Regions from separate parts of the Homo sapiens genome. Here region 2 is linked to region 1. A link is a loop called in an ENCODE intact Hi-C map of the cell type or tissue named here. Cell type or tissue: PC-9. All regions are shown on one strand. Links, peaks and the distances in the headings refer to the core of each region. The heading gives the core; the rest is flanking DNA. Region 1 overlaps TCERG1 (transcription elongation regulator 1). Region 2 overlaps LARS1 (leucyl-tRNA synthetase 1).

Region 1 (9,599 bases), core at 2,511-7,510:
GCTCACCTTCAGCAATACTTGTTTTATAGGTATGATAATAATACTTTATAACTATGGTATTGAATGATGTTGAAACAATATGTGATTTTCTTTTGTTTTTCGTGAATTTGTTTTTAAATATTTGATTCATTCATTTGATAAATACATTAACGTGCATTGTTAAAAGGTACTGTAAATCCTGAATCAAGAAAGCTTTATTTTATATATTTGTAAATTTAAGGTTTGGGCAAGAAACATTTCAAAATGAATTAAATTTAATGTAAAGGGAGGATAAATAGAGGAAGTGTAGAATTATGCTTTGTTTAATGTTTTATAAAGGGATGAATATTAAGAGGTGAATATATTATGTAAACAGTAATTTTTAAAAAGAAAAGTTTGTGAAATATATGCAAATGACTTTGTAACAATATTTGAAATGTTTTTGCCAGGGCACCCAACTCCGACAATGCTGTCGATCCAAAAGTGGCAATTCTCTATGAGTGCAAGTGAGTGAACTAACCATAAATTGCAGCTTCTTTTTAATACTATTAAAGCAAGTGTTCTGGTAGTGATTAGCAGAAGGATTCATTCCTAAATATTTTAATTAAATTTTGTCTTATAGTTAAAGAGGAACAAGAATTAATGGAAGAAATTAATGAAGATGAGCCTGTTAAAGCAAAAAAACGGAAGTAAGTAATACATACGATTTGATTGAGGTAGATTATATCTTTTAAAAGTCGATTTGGTAATAATTTGTGATTGGAAGGGACAGGTAATGTGAATGTTGTTAGGAGGCATGATTGCTCTCTTAGGCCTGATAATAAATAGCTTTGTTTTTCATTGTAGAAAATGTGTCCCTTCTTTTGCTAGATTTGTAGAAGATTTGGGTATTCATATATGTATTATGACTCCAAATGATAGTTTTGGAATTAATTCTTTTTGGAAATTTATTAGGTCTCAATTTTATGAAAAGTTAGTTTCCTCCCTCATTTAGACCCCAATGGATACCATTCCAGAGATCTCATAAAAACAGACACAGACTTCTCCCTCTTTATATGGTTATCTTACGACTTACCTAGTCCTTGAGTCTGGTCATTAACTCCTTGGTGAGGAGAGAACCCATAAGCTTAGGAAGTGCTCTGCGAGAAAGAGACTGCTAAGAAGTAGAGGCATTAGCTTGGCCAGTGCTCTAGAGTTGGGTAAAATGTAAATGTTATGGCGGGGGGAAGGATGGGGTAGAGGGTATGCATGTATGGGGAATGGGACCATTATTTAGCAGCAAAAAGGAAAGTTTGAAGACATTAACAGGAACTGGTTAATTGTAGTCCTTATCTGAAAAGGACAGATTGAATGCAGCCAAATTATGGCAAAGAAATCAGTAGGACAACCCCTATAAAGGGTAGTTCTTTTAAAAAAAATTTCTTTATTGGCAACAACATAAAAGATATGAAAGAATCACTCATAATTTATCAGCGTAACATAGCTATTCTCATTTTTGCAATTGACTTTTTAGTTCTTGACCAAATGTAATTTTTATTAGTTGTGATTAACTGATTTTGTGCTTTTTTTTTAAAAAAAAAAAACCTAGAATAAGACATTTGTTTTGTTAATTATTATAAATGACTGTATTCATTCTGTTTATGTACCATAATTTTGGATGTTCCTACGATGTTAAACTTTTAGGTTGTTTTTAATTGTTTGTTCTTATAGACAACTCTGTAAGGTTTTTAACTGCTTTTATCAGGAGAATGTCAAAGAAGTCCTTTATGTGGATTGCCCGAGCTTCTCTATTTAGGTACAAAGCTAAAAGCCTGTTTTTCCTGGCTTAGTTTTTCTTTTATTTCCTTTATTGAGATAGATAGTGATAGTTTGTATTGTGACATTTTCATTTAGTATAGTTCTATAAAGGTTATTTGTTTTTATTAGTTACTTCTTGGATGTCTTTTAACTCTAACTATTTAAATAGTTTTAAAATTATTATTATAAGAGGGTATATTGTTTGGCAAATTGCTTTTACCTGTTTGTTTTGTGCATATCTTAGGTCACAGACTATCTCGCTAAGTTCCTGCAGGTCACGGACTATGTCTTCTATTTCTTTTGATTCATTGCCTAAGTTGCTAAGTACCTCTCACTTGCATTTGTGGGTTAGCCTTAGTTCCATTTAAATCTCTGGGGCTACCTACAGTTTCCTGTATAGCATGCTTTTGAATTTCCACATGTTCTGTTTTCCTAATTCCCTTAAGTTTGTATAGGGAATAAGAGCCAATTTTTAAAATATACTTAGCAGATCATATTTAAGAAGGAAGATCTGCTAAAATACACCCAGATATTATTGAATTACATACTTTTTTGGATTATTTACGTGAATGGGCCTTTTTCATAGTGCATATATTTGAGAGGTGCCGTGATTCCATGTTTACAATTTCACTTGAGTACCACACAGAAACAGGGTTGCCCTTACACCTGAGGTGCATTTTTGGAGGAACAAGAAGTAGTTTAGTCATTGATGAACAGTTCTAATTCCACCTAACTACTCCTGGGCCCATGTTGCTCTCTGGGACCTGTCCTTCAACTTAAATCTCAACTTATCACCCAGAAAGTGAGTAATAAAAAGTCAGGTAGGTAAGGTATATATCTTACATATTCACTTGGCCAAGATTGCAGATATTTTAGTTTTATTTTTAAAATGAATGTTTGAGATTACTAAAACATTATACCACTTAATACCAATTTTTATTAGATTTTACAAAATATTTTATGTGTTTATAATGTAAAACATTTTGGAAAATACTGTTTTTTCTATATTTCAAGAACTAAAAAAATTATATTTTGTGCTGTTTGATTCTGACACATAGAGGTTTACTGCAGTGTTAAACTTTTTTTTTTTTAAGTAAGGTTGCTCCCTTTTTATGTTATTAACCAGTGTCAGGGAGAGACAGCCCATTAAAGGTGTATTTTTTTCCTAATAATGTAGCCATTGTAAATCATTAGAAGCCCATTTTAATTTTGTTATTATGAAAGTTATTTATCCCTTAGAGTTCATTTGAAACCCTCAATATAATTTGTTTTTGCCAAAAATATGCTGCTCAGTAGTGAGTCTTGAAAATTCCTTTGATTTTAAGATTTCTAATAAGATCTGAGAATTAATATTTTGTCAGTTGATGTCTTATATTTTATTTTTTATAGGAGAGACGATAATAAAGACATTGACTCAGAGAAAGAAGCTGCCATGGAAGCTGAAATTAAAGCTGCCCGAGAAAGGGCCATTGTCCCTCTGGAGGCTCGAATGAAGCAGTTCAAGGACATGCTGCTAGAGAGAGGGGTCAGAAAACAATCTTTGGGGGAGATATTTCTGTTTTGTATAAGTAATATAAATATGTCTTGCTAAAAGGTCAAATCTAAGGTTAGTGCTCATGTTATGGGGGGGGATAAGGGGATTTTTAAAATTACTGTACATTTTTTGCAACAGCCTTTTTCTTGGCTAATCTTATCATATTTAACTAAATGCCATTTTACTGTCCTTTTAAGTACAAATAACACTTAACATTTATTGGGTCATTAAATTGTGGTGAGTAATATAAGACGAGTATTAACATTACAGAATGGCGGACTGCTTGGGATAGGTAAGGTATATATGATTATTCTTCCTTTAATATCTTGAGAATGGCTTTTGTTAAAGGAGAACTGATACTTTGTGATATTATTATTTGCAATTTAATTGAGAAGGGATTTCAACTATTTGGTTATATTCACAGATTCATTTGAATAAGTAAAATTGTTCAATTTTAAATCACAACATTGTTCACAAGATTGGAGCAAGCATGAGAAATCAAAATATAAATCTTCAAGGCTTTTTCTGATGTACTGATTTTTAAAATGTCACACAGTAGTAGTTATTTTAATGAGTAATTAAGTGTCTGTTATTTCTATATAATATAGGAATGTTCAGAGCCAATTAGTGTGGAAATTTGCTATTGCTAGCCTCCCACTGCTTGTCATTTATTAGTGATGGAAACTTCAGTATGGTTTTATGTCTCCTTTATAAACAGATATCCTGTAGATTTCAAGCAAAATTATGACCTTTATATTTTTAGAGGAGACTTAATTATGAGGCAATACGTTTTTATTTTAAAGGTGTCTGCTTTTTCAACGTGGGAGAAGGAGTTGCACAAGATAGTTTTTGATCCCCGGTACTTACTTCTCAATCCTAAAGAGAGAAAACAGGTAAAAGGAAAATGGCATTAACTAAGAATGTATATCTCTTGCCAACATAGTTTTTAAATTATAAGGAATAAAGTACCATCCCTTTTTTTTCTGATACAGCATTTCAAAAATATAGTCTTGCATCTTAGAACATATTATGTGTCTGTGTGTGGACATTTCTACTTCAAAATTCTTGGATATTTTTGCCCTTATGAGCATGGCTGTTGTCTTGTAAACATTTTGTCCTTATGCCTCATATACCTAGGTTATGTGTAGTATGGTTTTAAAATTGATTTCAAATGCATTTACTAATTTGCTTGTTTGGGCCAATGATGCAAATTTAGAGTAGAAAAATAGCAAAATACAGATGAGTAAAAAGGATAAAAAAGCTACTGTAATCCCAACTAATAGATATGACTACCGTTGAACACTGGTTTATTATTGAATACTGAACAGCCTTCTTGACCATTATGTGTCAGTATGTACATATATATGTGTGTGTGTGTCCTGTAGATAGTACTTGAACATAGGTTTATGTCTTATACACAACTGCATATACAAAGTTCACATCTAAGTAGCATCTGTTAAAATATCTGTTTCCATCATAAACTCAGAAAAACAGTGGATACTTAAGGGTCCCTGTTGAATTAGTGTTGCTTTTTATTCCCATGATGATTCAGTGACACATATCATTTCGTGATTGCCTCTTCTAAAGCATTGCACACTTCCAACTTACTTAATTTCTGAATTACCTGAACTATCCTGACACTGATCTCCATAAAATGGTGAGTATGTGGAACCACTTGCTATAGTGCTGTTAAGCTGTAAGATTTCATTTGGTAACAGTAGTGCCCATCTTTGATATTTTTAATGTAACAATTGAAATAATTCTTCACATGGTGTGTACCATTATGCATGTAGGTCTAATCATGGACTTGAATGAAGGGAGAAAATTTACAATGTGCCAGATATGTATTTTAGTACTTGGAATAGAAAGACATAACTTCCTTAATGTATTTGCATCTTCATTTTAAGCTTTGTATCTTTTTTAAAAAACAAACTCTGTGTGAGTTTTTTATTCTCATTTCAGTTTATGGCTCTATCAAAATTTATAAATTAGCCTTGATTCCTTACTTTTCCCACTTCCCCTTTACAGTCTTATCAGCAAATCTATAATCTACCTTCAAAAAATTTTCAAAATCTCACCTTTTATTAATCATTTCCCCCATTAACACCCTAATCCAAGCCACCATAAACAACCCTTATCATCTGTGTAGCCTATTGTTGATCTCCTTCATTCCATCTGTTCTTGTTCCTCTTTAGTCAAGTTCTTTTTCCACACAGCAGCCAGGCTAATTTTAAAGTTTAAGTGATACTAAATTAAGTCACTGTTCCCTTGCTTAAAACTGTTTAGTGCTTTCCATTTCATTGAGAATAAAATTGAAGCTCTTTTCATGGTCTCTAATATTCTACATAGACTTACCCCTGTATACCTCTTGATGGTCTTTTTTAATGTCTGTTGATTACAGCCACACTGGCCCTGATATTACTTGAACAAGCCAGTCATTCTGGTGTTTGCTATTCCTTCTGCCTGGACTGTTTTTCCTCCAGGTGTTAGTACAGCCAGCTTCATTTCATTAAGGTACTTGTCCCAGTGCCTTCTAATCAATCTAAGTATTGTCTCTTTGCCTTTTCTAATTTCTTTATGGTGCTCATGGCTCTAATTGTATAAAATTATGTTTTTATTATTTGTCTCCTCCTCCTGCAAAATATAAATTGTATGAGGCTAGAAACTTTGTCTTCATTGCTTTATTTGTAGTGCCTGGAACATTGCCTAATCTAAATATCTCTGAAGGCTTTAAAACTTTTATGACGTATTCCTCCTGGTACTGAGTGTTATAGTGAAATTAGAAGTAACATATTGAGAACTATAGTTCTTTCCCAATTTTTGAAGCATTCTATAAGCTGATGGTGGTATCTCCTTAATAGAATTACGTTTGAAAAGAGAAAATATTATTCTAGTGTTCTGTTTTCAATAAAATCTCTAGTTAAAAGTTCTCATGCCATTTATTTATTTATTTATTTTATGCATCTATTTATTTAGAGATGGAGTCTTGCTCTGTTGCCCAGACTGGAGTGCAGTGGCGCCATCTCATCTTACTGCAGCCTCTGCCTCTCAGGGTTCAAGTGATCCTCCCACCTTAGCCTCCCAAGTAGCTGGGATTACAAGCGTGCACCACCATGCCCGGCTAATTTTTCTATCTTTAGTAGAGACAGAGTTTCACCATGCTGGCCAGGCTGGTCTTGAACACCGGACCTCAAGTAATCCGCCTGCCTTGGCCTCACAAAGTGTTGGGATTACAGGCGTGAGCCACCACGCCTGGCCTTTCATGGCTTTTAAATAGAATTCTTCTCTCAACAATCAGAATGTAAGAACTGAGAAGAAGTAGTAGTTAACATTTGGCATTTAAAAATAAACACGTTTTTTGAATACTTGGTTTTATTATTTGCATAGGAGTATAAAATGAACAACCAGAAAGGTGCTAGGTTGCACATTACACATTTGCACTTTGTAATTTCATATTTGCAGTTTGTGCTTTGATTTAGAAAACACTAATAACTTCATTGGAAATGCCTTGTAATACAAAATTATATTTCAGTTGTCCTTTTCTAGTTATTTGTAGATTCGTGTACATTCTGTATCATTATAAAAGATGTATTTTATATAATTGTAACCATAAATTTTAACTTAGAATTTTCTTTTGATAAAGTTTACTTAAGGGGTCTGAAATGTTTTTGTTTTATTTGTTATGACAAATTTTAATTGAATAACATTTTCCATAAAAACTAGACCATTTGCATAAAGGATGCTACTAGGTTCTGACATAGATAGTCGTTATGCTATTAACACTTTAAAATAAGTTCTCTCTTATCTTATTTCAAAATAAACATTTTAAAAGCTTTTCCTCTAAGAACTGGAAGAAGACAAGGATACCCACTTTCACCACTCTTAGTCAACATAGTGCTGGAAGTCTTAGCCAGAGCAATTAGGCAAGAGAAAGAAATAGAGGGTATCCAGATTGGAAAGGAAGAAGTCAACTTGTTTCTTTTTGCAGATGACAGGATCTTACATATGGAAAAACCTAAAGATGCTACTAAAAATCTCTTAGAACTGATAAATTCAGGGTGGGCGTGGTGGCTCATGCCTGTAATCCCAGCACTTTATGAGGCCAAGGCAGGCGGATCACATGAGGTCAGGAGTTCGAGACCAGCCTGGCCAACATGGCGAAACCTCATCTCTACTAAAAATATCTCTACTAAAAATACAAAAATTAGCCAGGGGTGGTGGTGCATGCCTTTCATCCCAGCTAGTTAGGTGGCTGAGGCACAAGAATTGCTTGAATCCAGGAAGTGGAGGTTGCAGTGAACCGAGATTGTGCCATCGCACTCCACCCTGGGTGACAGCAAGACTCTGTCTCAAAAAAAAAGAACTGCTAAACTGATTCAGGAAAATTACAGGATATTAAATATCCAAAACAATAGTGTTTCTGTACACAGTGAACTAGCTGAAAAAGAAATCAAGAAAGCAATCCCATTTACAATAGTGCCAAATAAATAAGATAACTAAGAATTAAATTTAACCAAACAAGTGAAAGACCCCCATAAGGAAGATTATAAGATACTGATGAAAGAAACTGAACAGGATACAAAGGGAAAGACATCCCAAGCTCATGGATCAGAATAATTAATATTGTTAAAGTGGCAGTACTCTCCAAAGCAATCTACAGATTCAGTGCAATCTGTATCAAAATACGAGTGACATTCAAAACAGAATGTCACTGGAAGAAAAAAATCTGGATAGGCAAGGTGGCTCACGCCTGTAATCCCACCACTTTAGAAAACCAAGGCAGGAGATCACTTGAGGCCAGGAGTTTGAGACTGTCATAGTGAGATCTCTCTACAAAAAAATGCAAGAACTAGCCAGGTGTGGTGTCGTGCACCTATAGTCCAAGCTACTTGGGAGACTAAGGTGTGGGGATCACTTGATCCAGGAGTTTGAGGTTACAGTGAGCTATGACCGCTACTGCACTCCAGCCCAGGCAACAGAACAAGACCCTGTTTCAAAAAAAAAAAAAAAAAATCCTAAAATTTTTGTGAAACCAAAAAAGACTTAAAATAGCCAAAGCAATCCTAAGCAAAAAGAACAAAGCTGGACGTATCGTAGTACCAGACTTCAAAATATGCTAGAGAGCTGTAGTAACTAAAACAGTACGGTACTGGCATAAAAACAGACACATAGACCAAAGGAACAGAATAGGGAACTCAGAAATTAATCCATATATCTATAGGCAACTTATTTTGACAAAGGTGCCAAGAACACTCACTGTGGCAAGAACAGTCTCTTCAATAAATGATGCTGGGAAAACTGGAAATCTATATGCAGAAGAAATGAAATTAGAACCCCACCTCTTAGCCTATCTGAAAATCAACTCAAAATAGATCAAAGACCTACATATATGACCTGAAATGATAAAACTACTAGAAAAAAACCATAGAGGAAATAATTCCAGACATTGACTGGGAAAAGATTTTACAAATAAGACCTCAAAAGCACAAGCAAGAATAAACAAATGGGGTTACATCAAATTAAAACAGTTCTCCATAGCAAGGGAAACAACAGTGAAGACATCCTACAGAATGGGAGAAAATATTTGCTAACTACTTATTTGATAGGGAATTAAATGTCCAAAATGTACAAGGAACTCAGTCATCCCAACAGAAAAAAACAGATCTTACTAACAAATGGGCAGATGATCTGAACAGACATTTCTCAAAACATACAAATGGCCAATAAATATATGAAAAAATGCTCAACATCACTAATCATTGGGGAAATGCAAATCAAAACAGCAGTGAGGTGTCTCACTCAGTTAGGATGACTTACATAAAAGAGGAAGAAATAACGAATACTGGCAAGGATACTCAGAAAAGGGAACTCTTTATATACTGTTGGTTAGAATTTAAACTAGTATATCCACTATGGAAAACAGTATGGAGGTTCCTCGAAAAACTAAAAACAGAACAACGATATGATCCAGCAATCCCCCTATCAGGTATGTATTGAAAGGAAAAGACATCATTATATTGAAGAGATATCTGTACCCTAATGTTTACTGTAGCACTGTTCACAGTAACCAAGATACAGAATCAACCTAGGTGTCCAACAACAGATGACTGGATAAAGAAAATGTGGTTAGCCATAAAAAAGAATGAAATCCTGTCATTTGCAGCAACATCGATGGAACTGGAAGTCATGTTAAGTGAAATAAGCCAAGAACAGAAAGATAAACATCTTATGTTTTCACACATGTGGAAGCAAAAGAAAGTTGATGTCATAGAAGTCAAAAGTAGAACAG
Region 2 (9,599 bases), core at 2,625-7,624, 330 kb before region 1:
TGGTACACATTCCTAGCTATCTTCTCCCATCCAACTTCCAAAATGCTCAGTTGCTTAGACTTTTTTGTTTGTTGTGAGACAGCGCTCTGTCGCCCAGACTGGAGTGTGGTGGCGCCGTCTCGACTCACTGCAACCTCTGCCTCCCAGGTTCAAGCGATTCTCATGCCTCAGCCTCCCGAATAGCTGGAATTAGAGGCAGACACTACCATGCCCGGCTAATTTTTGTGTTTTCAGTAGAGACAGGATTTCACTATGTTGGCCAGGCTGGTCTCAAACTTGACCTCAAGTGATCCACCGGTCTCAGCCTCCCAAAGTACTGGGATTACAGGTATGAGCCACTGTGCCTGGCCACCTAGACCTTTTGAGCTAGAGATTGGCAGAATCTTCTGTAGGGAAATCTAACAAACCCAAAAGCCAATACTAAAAAAACTTAACAACCGGGAGTCGCCAAGGCCCAAATGGCCCTTTCTAGATCTCCCCCAGTGAAGCCTAGTGACAAGTCCTACCCATAAGCAAAAACATTTCTTTTTACACCCAAATATATTACATATCAACGGTCTTCCTCAGAGAAATAAGATTAAGATGTCCCATCTATGAAACAACAACAGCATCCTACAACAAATCAGCCAGGCATGGAGGCACATGCCTGTAGTCCTAGCCACTCAAGAAGCTGAAGTGGGACGATCACTTGAGCCCAAAGCCAGATCAGCCTGGGCAATATGGCAAGACCCCTGTCTCTTTAAAAAAAAAAAAAAAATCAGTCAGAAAACAAGAACAATTATTGAACTGGCCCAAAATTAGTAATTATTGAATCCGGGTGATAGGTATTACAGGAATTTATCATTCTACTCTCTACTTTTTTATACATTTGAAATTTTCCATACGATTCTTTAAAAATAAGTTCTTATAAATTTGTATTCATACACACACACAAATAGTAAATAAAAGCACATAGTAAAGAAAAGCTCAGGAAGAAAATGATGAGGGACTATCCCACAAAGAGGACCAACAGGACTGCCAGGATCTAAGAGGTTCAATATCTGAATGATAGGAATTCAAAAAGTGAAAATAGAGAATAAGAAAAAAATAAGATAATCAAGAAAAAAGTCAAGAAATGTTCCCCAAATTGAAGTACACAAGTTTTCAGATTGAAGGAGCCCACCAAGCACCCAGTAGAATGAATGAAAATTGACCTACACCCAAGGCAAATCATGAAATTTCAGGATACTGGGAGAAAAAAGATTATACAAGCCTCCAAAGTCAGGGGAAACAAGTTAGTTACAAAAACATCAGTCACTACCAGAAGAGTTTTCAACTTCTTAATAGCATCAATGAACCAAAAGATGATGAGGTAATACCTTCAGGTTTTTAAGGGAAAATTATTTCCAATCCAGAATCTATACTCAGGCAATCCAATATAAAGATAGAAGACATATTTCAGACATGAAAAGTCACAACAATTTACCTTCCAGGTACCCTTTCTCAGAAAAGCTATCAGAGGCAGAATTTCACCAAAATGAGAAAGAATATAAGGACATAGACATGGGATTAAGGAAACAGGAGATCCAGCTCAAGAGGAGCAAAGGGTATTCTTAGCAATAGTGGAGGAACATCCAAGATTTGTGCATCAGGACAGTAAGCAACCAGTTCAGACTAAAGCCAGAAAGCGCTGGAAGAGCTTTCTCTGAGATGGAACTGAAAGCACACTGATGTGTTTGAACTGAGTAAGAAAAGAAATAGACAGTTGGAAAAGAGTTGAGAAATGGAGTACTGACGAGTGTATTTTAATTAAGAATGTTTTAAAAATAAACCTAACTATTAATCCCAGGGAAAACCAAAAGCTGAGGATGAAAAATTATTGTATTATGGATAAGCCATGTCTCAAAAATGTAAATAATAACTATTCATCTAACATTTGTTATAACTACAGTGTACGGAGAAGACAGGGTATGGAGTAGTATATACCAATAAATGTGGGACGTTAGAGAAAACAAAAAGTAGGGGAAAGAGTGTAACTTTGATCTTCCTCCTACTCCTTCCAAGAGTAGGAGGTTAGTGGCTGATACCTAACCCTGAAAAAAAAAAATCACATTACAAGCATTTAGGTCAGAGATCTGTTAGAGATGGAGATTAGCCGGGCATGGTGGCTCATGCCTGTAATCCCAGCACTTTGGGAGGCCAAGGCGAGTGGATCACCTGAGGTCGGGAGTTCGAGACCAGCCTGACCAACATGGAGAAACCCCATCTCTACTAAAAATACAAAATTAGCCAGGCATGGTGGCTCATGCCTGTTATTCCAGCTACTCAGGAGGCTGAGGCAGGAGAATCACTTGAACCCAGGAGGTGGAGGTTGCAGTGAGCTGAGATCGCGCCATTGCATTCCAGTCTGTGTAACAAGAGCGAAACTCCATCTCAAAAAAAAAAGAGCTGGAGATCAATACTAAAACGATTAAATGTTACCCCCTCCAAGGAAGAGAAATTTAAATTATGGAAAAGTGATGAGGAAATTGCTGCTTTTTTATTTCAACAAGCCTAACAGACCATTGTCTCTCATAGTATTATGGGTATACAAAGTTGTCAAAAATAAAAATGTAAAGGGTTAACTCAGCTAAATAGAAGAGAGTTATAACAGAAACGGAGGGATGAGAGGAGGACGACAGAAACACCACAGAAAGAAAGGATTGTAACTACCAGTATCTAAAATGGCCACTGCCAGAAATATCATCAAAGTTCTCTACACATGCTATGCACACATCGACTTTAAAACACTACCTTTATCAACATTATAGATGGGATGTTCAAGTTAAATGAATTGCTAAATAGGTCTATTTTCTGCCGCAAAACTGTATGATATTTTTATTATAGCTCCAGGTTCTACTGTAGAACTCACTGCTAATAACACTGTCAAGTCTATTAACAGCTCTTCTAAAACAGCCTTCAGAGCATAGCCTATCACATACAGCGTCAATCATCTTTTTCTGAATAGTCTTCTTTACATCTTGAACCTTCTGTCCTTTAAATCCATCCACCAACATGATCTAAAAGGATGAGAGGGGAGAAAAACCACATATAAAACAGTTAGAATCTGCCTTGAGTTTCTTTCCTAATTTTCCCTAACTAAATTTGCTTCTGCCCACCGAAATATTTTTAGTATGAAATTTATCATATTTACAACGATAATTTTTCATTTTGGTATAGCATGGATAACTAATATTTATAACACACTTATCGTTCTGTCAGTGATACCCACACCTCACTAGGTATCACGGAGATACCTAGTGTGAGCATGATTAGGAAGGAATACTCACTTCCACTTCTTAAGTTTCCACATAGACAGACTTCAATTACACTCACTCACCTCATTCCTGGTGGTTTCTGAAGGAACTAAGTACATTCGGCTTCATCTAATTAGGCTCCTCTTTCTAACCCCACCTGCTGCAGGTGAGTATTCTTTGCCTGACCATGTGATAAAGCTTGCTCTTAGAAGGAGGCCTACTCTTTCACCTCTATCTTTTTCAGTAGGCCAATAACATTCTAGGGCAAAGTATTAGCTTATCCATTGTTGCCATCAATTAAGCCTCAATCACCTTCCAGCTTTCTCTGGTAATAAAGCAGATATTTTCACCTACATGACTCTTATTTTCATCTACATGACTCTTATATTTCTCTCAAATTGTTTCTATCTTAGGTAGAAAAGACATGCATTCTCTTTTGACATTCTAAACCTCTAACATACCAAAATACTTCAATATCTATTTAATCCAGCATTATAAAGTTATATTTAATGAATGCAGTGATTAAGAACACAAATCTGAATTAGCTGGGTGTGATGGCAGGGGCCTGTAATCCCAGCTACTCAGGAGGCTGAGGCAGGAGAACTGCTTGAGCCCAGGAAGCAGAGGTCGCAGTGAGCCAAGATTGAGCCACTCCACTCCAGCCTGGGCGACACAGCAAGACTCCGTCTCAAAAAAAAAAAAAAAAAGAACACAAATCTGGCCAGGTGCAGTGGTTCAAGCCTATACTCCCAGCACTTTGGGAGGCCAAGGTGGGCAGATCACTTGGGGTCAGGAGTTCGAGACCAGTCTGACCAATATGGTGAAATCCTCGTGTCTACTAAAAATACAAAAATTAGCTGGTCATGGTGGCACGTGCCTGTAGTCCCAGCTACTCAGGAGTCTGAGGCAGGAGAATCGCTTGAACCCGGAAGTTGGAGGCTGCAGTGAGCTGAGATTGAGCCACCGCACTCCAGCCTGTGAGACAGAGCAAGACTCCGTCAGATAGACACACACACACACACACACACACACACACACACACACACAAATGTAAATCCCAGAGCCAGGCTACCTAGTTTGAATTCCAGTTCCCACTGGCTAACTATCTGGCTAATCTCAAGTAAATCAGTTAATAATCTCTTTGTGCCTCCATTTCCTCATCCGTAAATTGGAGATAAGAGTGCCTACTTCAGAATGGGGTTATTTTCAGAATTAAGTAAATTAATATATAAGTGCTACATAAGTGTTGCTTTTATCATCATTCAAAATATGTGTCACTTCAAAAAAAAGAAATGTAACCAATTCTTGGTTATCCAGAAAAATGTAGGAAAGCTAAACTAAAAAACATTCTTGTTGATGTCCTTAAAAATCTTCATTTGACTCTGAAGCACCTAATAACTTGTTTGGATTTTTATGTTCTCTAGCCTAGCCTTCTTTCCATGGAAATATAAACCACATTAACATATGCACAATTAGGAGAAAAGAATGGTTCAGAACATGTTTGTTGAACTCACCTGGCATTTAGTAGACATTAATAAATAAATTAATGGACTGAATAAAACTGCTTATCTAAAATATGAACTCCTTAACTAAAAGAGCAAAAGAAGGGACCAGGTATTCTCCATTCAATAAATCTTTGAAGTTTACTGCATAATAATATGAACTAATTTGAAATATCTTGTCAAGAAATTCACTCCATAGAGATTCCTAGAGGGCACGAAAAAGACAATTTCTGAAAATGCTTTTAGGCAAAGGACATGATAAAAACAAAAATTAGAAATTTGGAAATAGAATACATTCTCATATTAAGCTCTCAAATCAATGTATAGCTGAAACTATGTTAAATTTTTCTACATTTTTTCTAATTAAGAAAATCACAGAGCATGGAGTAAAGCAAATAAAAACTAAAAAAAATTATTACTTACACCCTCATAAAATCCTTTTAGATATATCTTCTCCTTTGCTTCTGCAAGTTTTTCCCGGTCATTCTGGCTCTGAATTTTCAACTCATCACAAATGGTTACAGCAGAAAGATTTCCAAAACCTGGGATTTCAATGACTGGCACCTGCAGCAAACAGCAATCAGGAACGTGTTCACACTGACTGGACACACAGCTCTGTAGGGCACAAGTCCTTTTGCCTCTAATGTCCAATTAAGTCATTTCAGATTGTATATGTCATTACGACACTGCCACACATTAAGTAATCACAGAGTGACTAACTTCCAGATGTAAATTTGTCCTTCTACTCTCCACAGGAACCACCCATACTCTGTGTACCAACACCCCCAATGCCCTTCCCCCACCACACACACCTTTCCCAACACTCTATCCTCCACTGGCATATAATTACCTAAGTAATTCATACTGAAACTAGCAAAATGATGTAAACCAGGGGTTCCCAACCCCAAGGATGTGGACCGGTACCAGTCCATGGCATTAGGAACCAGGCTGCACAGCAGGAGGTGAGGAACGGGCGAGCATCACCCCCTGAGCTTCACCTCCTGTCAGATCATGGGTGGCATTAGATTCTCATAGAAGCACGAACCCTATTGTGAACTGTGCATGGAGGGATCTAGGTTGCTTGCTCCTTATGAGAATCTAATGCCTGATGATCTAAGGTGGCACAGTTTCATGCCAAAACCATTCCCCTACCACACCCTGCTGGTCCATGGAAAAATTGTCTTCCACAAAACCAGTCCCTGGTGCCAAAAAGGTTGGGGCCTGCTGATGTAAACAACTAGATTCATGGATGGTTGTGCTTTTGGTTTATATTAATTCCTCTGGATCTTTCATGAAATGAAAATCATTTGCTAGTAATTTAAAAGTTTTTCTTCTATAGATACTAACATGAAAATACAAGAAACATAAAACAGAGTTGTACAGGACTTTGTTAAAGTTATTATGGTTACATATAAACATTCATGAAAAGGGCAAAATTTTATCTTTAGAAGCCAGGAAATTGATCACACTAGCAAAGCAAGCTACTATAAAATTGGTGATGCTAAAAAGCTATTTGTTCCAGAACTGCAGGTGCCAGGTGGTAAGAAAATGCTTGTTAGTTTTCCTTTTGCTCTTATCTACCATAGCAGGTATCAAATTAAAGTGAGTAAATCCTTAAGCAAACTCTCTTTTTCATACTCCACCAATTAATTTTGTTATAAGGAAAACATGTTAGCTCTTCTTTTTCTCTGATAAAGAGATGGATGTGAATATTCTGAATTATCTATGTACTCACCGGCTCAAATGGCAAGACCATGTCATCTCTAATTCCATATTTTGCTCGTAAGGCCTACAGAAAAATTTGCAAGTTAACACTAATGATCAACACTTTACTGGGAGAATCATTGAGAGAAGCAATCTCCAAAGTTTCTTAAAAGTTTCTTTAAAGTTTCTATTTGTTCTCCTCTCCATAGAGAGCAATTTTCTAACTTTGCCAAATATCTCAAAAGGGATCTGTAACCTTCAAAAATTTAATAGCTAAAGTTATAGTGAATAGCCTAAATGAAACCACACAACCAAAAGCAAAAATGTACATAGACATACACATATCACTTAAATTGAGGTTCATATGCCAGATTTCAATGAAAATGTGAATATCAGAAAGCTTTTTCAAAATTCTGTGAACATATTTAAAATTCAAACCACAGAAAATATATTAACATCAAGAAACAAGTTAGAGATAGCAGTTTAAAGATAAATGCATAGCTTTTTAGCCTAGTCCCACAGCGTAGTTCAGCAGCACCTAAGCAATGAGATGGTGAGGACGAAATACAAACATGAAACTCAGATACTTACTTGCTTTTTCTTCAAGTCTCTGAGGGCAGCAATATCATCAGGGGAGTCGGAAGGAACACTTGTAACCACACCAGTGCCTTAGAAAACAAAGTGTGGAATTAATAACTAGAACCAAAATGTGTTTATCAAAATATTTCTAGAAATAAATAAACTCTTTACCTTTATCCTCCTTAATAGTTAGCATTGGGAGAACATAGATCACCTTGTATGATGTTAAAGGTGCAGAAAGTGATGCACCAAGAATTTCCTGCATAAGAAAAAAATCAATATAAAAGGTGAAGTAATTCATTGTGACCATTAGAATTAAAACTATGTTAATATTTTAAGCCCTGAGAAGCTAGTAATCAAAAATATATGGAAATAAATTCAAGAGCTATATTGTACAATATGGTGACTATAGGAAATAACAATGTATTTTATACTTGAAAATTGCTGTGTAGATTTTTTTAAGAGACAGAGCCTTGCTATGTTGCCAAGGCTAGAGTGTAGAGGCTATTCACAGGTGCTATCATAGCATTCTACAGGCTCAAGCTCCTGGGCTCAGGCAAGCCTCCTGAGGTCCCAGCCTCCCAAGTAGCTGGCTCTACAGGTGCATACCACTGCACCTGATTTAAATTTTAACTCTTCTCACCACAGAAAATGGTAAGTACGTAAGGTATAAATTTGTTAATTACCTCAATTTAGCCATTTCACAATGTATATATATTTCAAAACATATTGCGTACCATAAATACAATTTCTGTCAATTAAAAAATGAATACAGGCTGAGCGCGGTGGCTAACGCCTGTAAACCCAGCACTTTGGGATGCTGAGGCAGGCAGATTGCCTGAGCTTAGGAGTTCGCGACCAGCCTGGGCAACATGGTGAAACCCCGTCTCTACTAAAATACAAAAAATTAGCCAGGCGTGGTGGCATGCGCCTGTAGTCCCAGCTATTTGGAAGGCTGAGGCGGGAGAATTGCTTGAACCCGAGAGGTGGAGGTTGTAGTGAGCCAAGATCGTGCCACTGCACTCCAGCCTGGGTGACAGAGGGAGACCCCGTCTCAAAAAATAAAGAAAAGAATATAAATAAAATACATATGAAGTAAAACAAAACACATTATTTTATACCTACTAGAGGAAAAATAATTTTTTTTTTGAGATGGAGTTCTGCTCTTGTTACTCAAGCTGGAGTGCAATGGCATGATCTCGGCTCACTGCAACCTCCGCCTCCCAGGTTCCAGCGATTCCTGCCTCAGCCTCCCATGTAGCTGGGATTACAGGCATGCACCACCACGCCTGGCTAATTTCTGTATTTTTAGTAGAGACAGGGTTTCACCATGTTGGCCAGGCTGGTCTTGAACTCCTGACCCCAGGTGATCCACGCACCTCTGCCTCCCAAAGTGCTGGCATTACAGGCATGAGCCACCGTGCCCGTCCCGGAAAAATAATTTTTAATAATTATAATAACTAAATCTGTCAATATTATGACATGAGTACACTAATACATTGTTTGTGACATTGTACTCCTTGAAGAAAATATAGGAATCCACAGCAAAAGCCACAAAATGTTCATGTAACTCAGACTCAACAACAACTAATTATTTTTTCTTAAACAAGTCTACCCAATGCTGAGTTAATTATACTAGGAAAGCCTGGAAACAACTAAAGCTTTCAATGATAGAAAAAATGATTTAACAAAATATGTTACAAGAACAAGAATGGGTACTATACATCTATTTAAAATAGTAGTTATGAAGACAAAGTAAAAGGATAGTTCTAATTTCACTTGAAAAAATCCAAAAGATTAAGCAATTTTAGACCCAAATTCTCAGATGGCAACAAAGAATTTGCAGCTTCTTGCTCTAGCTAAGGAACACACTTTTCCTTTCCACATAATTCCCACCCACCCCTCTTTATTCATATATGTACTTATAACCTGCCTTTATAGAATTTGCAGTCATATGGATGACAGCTAAATATTATAACCATTTTAAATGTTGAAACTATTTTGCAATTTATAACATCCATGTCCCTCACGCCAGAATTTGCTCAAATTAACAGGGAGAAAAGTTGCATTAAGAATAGGAAAACATGTATGTCCCTAATACTGTTCCCAAGAACTTCTCAGACAAAATTCCAACATTAGGAACTAAAGAGATGTGGCAGTGCTGCTTTTAAAAGAAAAAGGCAGGAAACAATTCAAATATCCATTAATAGAGAATGGTTAAGTAAATTGTGGTACAACCAAACAATGAAATACTATGTAGCTATAAAAAATAAGAATAAAGAAGCTGTTTATGTACTGACAAAATGATTGCCAAGATACAAATTAAAAAGCAAGATGTGGTACAATGCATATAAAGTATATTGCCATTTGTGTAAAAACAGAGGGACAAAGAGTATGTGTGTATTCGCTTGTGTATACATGAAATATTACCAGGATACACAAGACACAGATATTACTAACTACCTCTAGAATGGGGAACTTTTGTATCTTTTTGCGTTTTTTGAATTTTGGGACTTGTAAATATACTGCAATCAAAGTA

Evidence for each region. Hi-C counts contacts between places; a loop is a spot of excess contacts. Peaks named below come from ENCODE experiments on the same cell type or tissue, not always from the same donor. Only the 100,000 strongest peaks of a DNase experiment are listed, where the experiment ranks them.
Region 2: it touches region 1 in a loop (2.8-fold over the local background); 4 of 110 quality-filtered maps call a loop at or near these places.

Annotation. Positions count from the first base shown.
Region 1 is chr5:146,479,427-146,489,025 of GRCh38, forward strand. TCERG1 (transcription elongation regulator 1) reads left to right here. Exons shown (of 23, transcript NM_001382548.1): 11 at 429-485; 12 at 602-668; 13 at 1,724-1,774; 14 at 3,166-3,301; 15 at 4,114-4,203. Among named protein-coding and RNA genes, the nearest start is that of GPR151, 32 kb to the right of the region's middle. In PC-9, for the core only: no CTCF peak of the experiment used is centred there; no DNase peak of the experiment used is centred there.
Region 2 is chr5:146,146,662-146,156,260 of GRCh38, forward strand. LARS1 (leucyl-tRNA synthetase 1) reads right to left here. Exons shown (of 32, transcript NM_020117.11): 11 at 7,232-7,319; 12 at 7,073-7,149; 13 at 6,513-6,566; 14 at 5,201-5,341; 15 at 2,961-3,038. Among named protein-coding and RNA genes, the nearest start is that of LARS1, 31 kb to the right of the region's middle. RefSeq lists an enhancer at 4,804-4,973. In PC-9, for the core only: no CTCF peak of the experiment used is centred there; a DNase peak (open chromatin) is centred at 5,470; H3K27ac peaks cover 495 bases.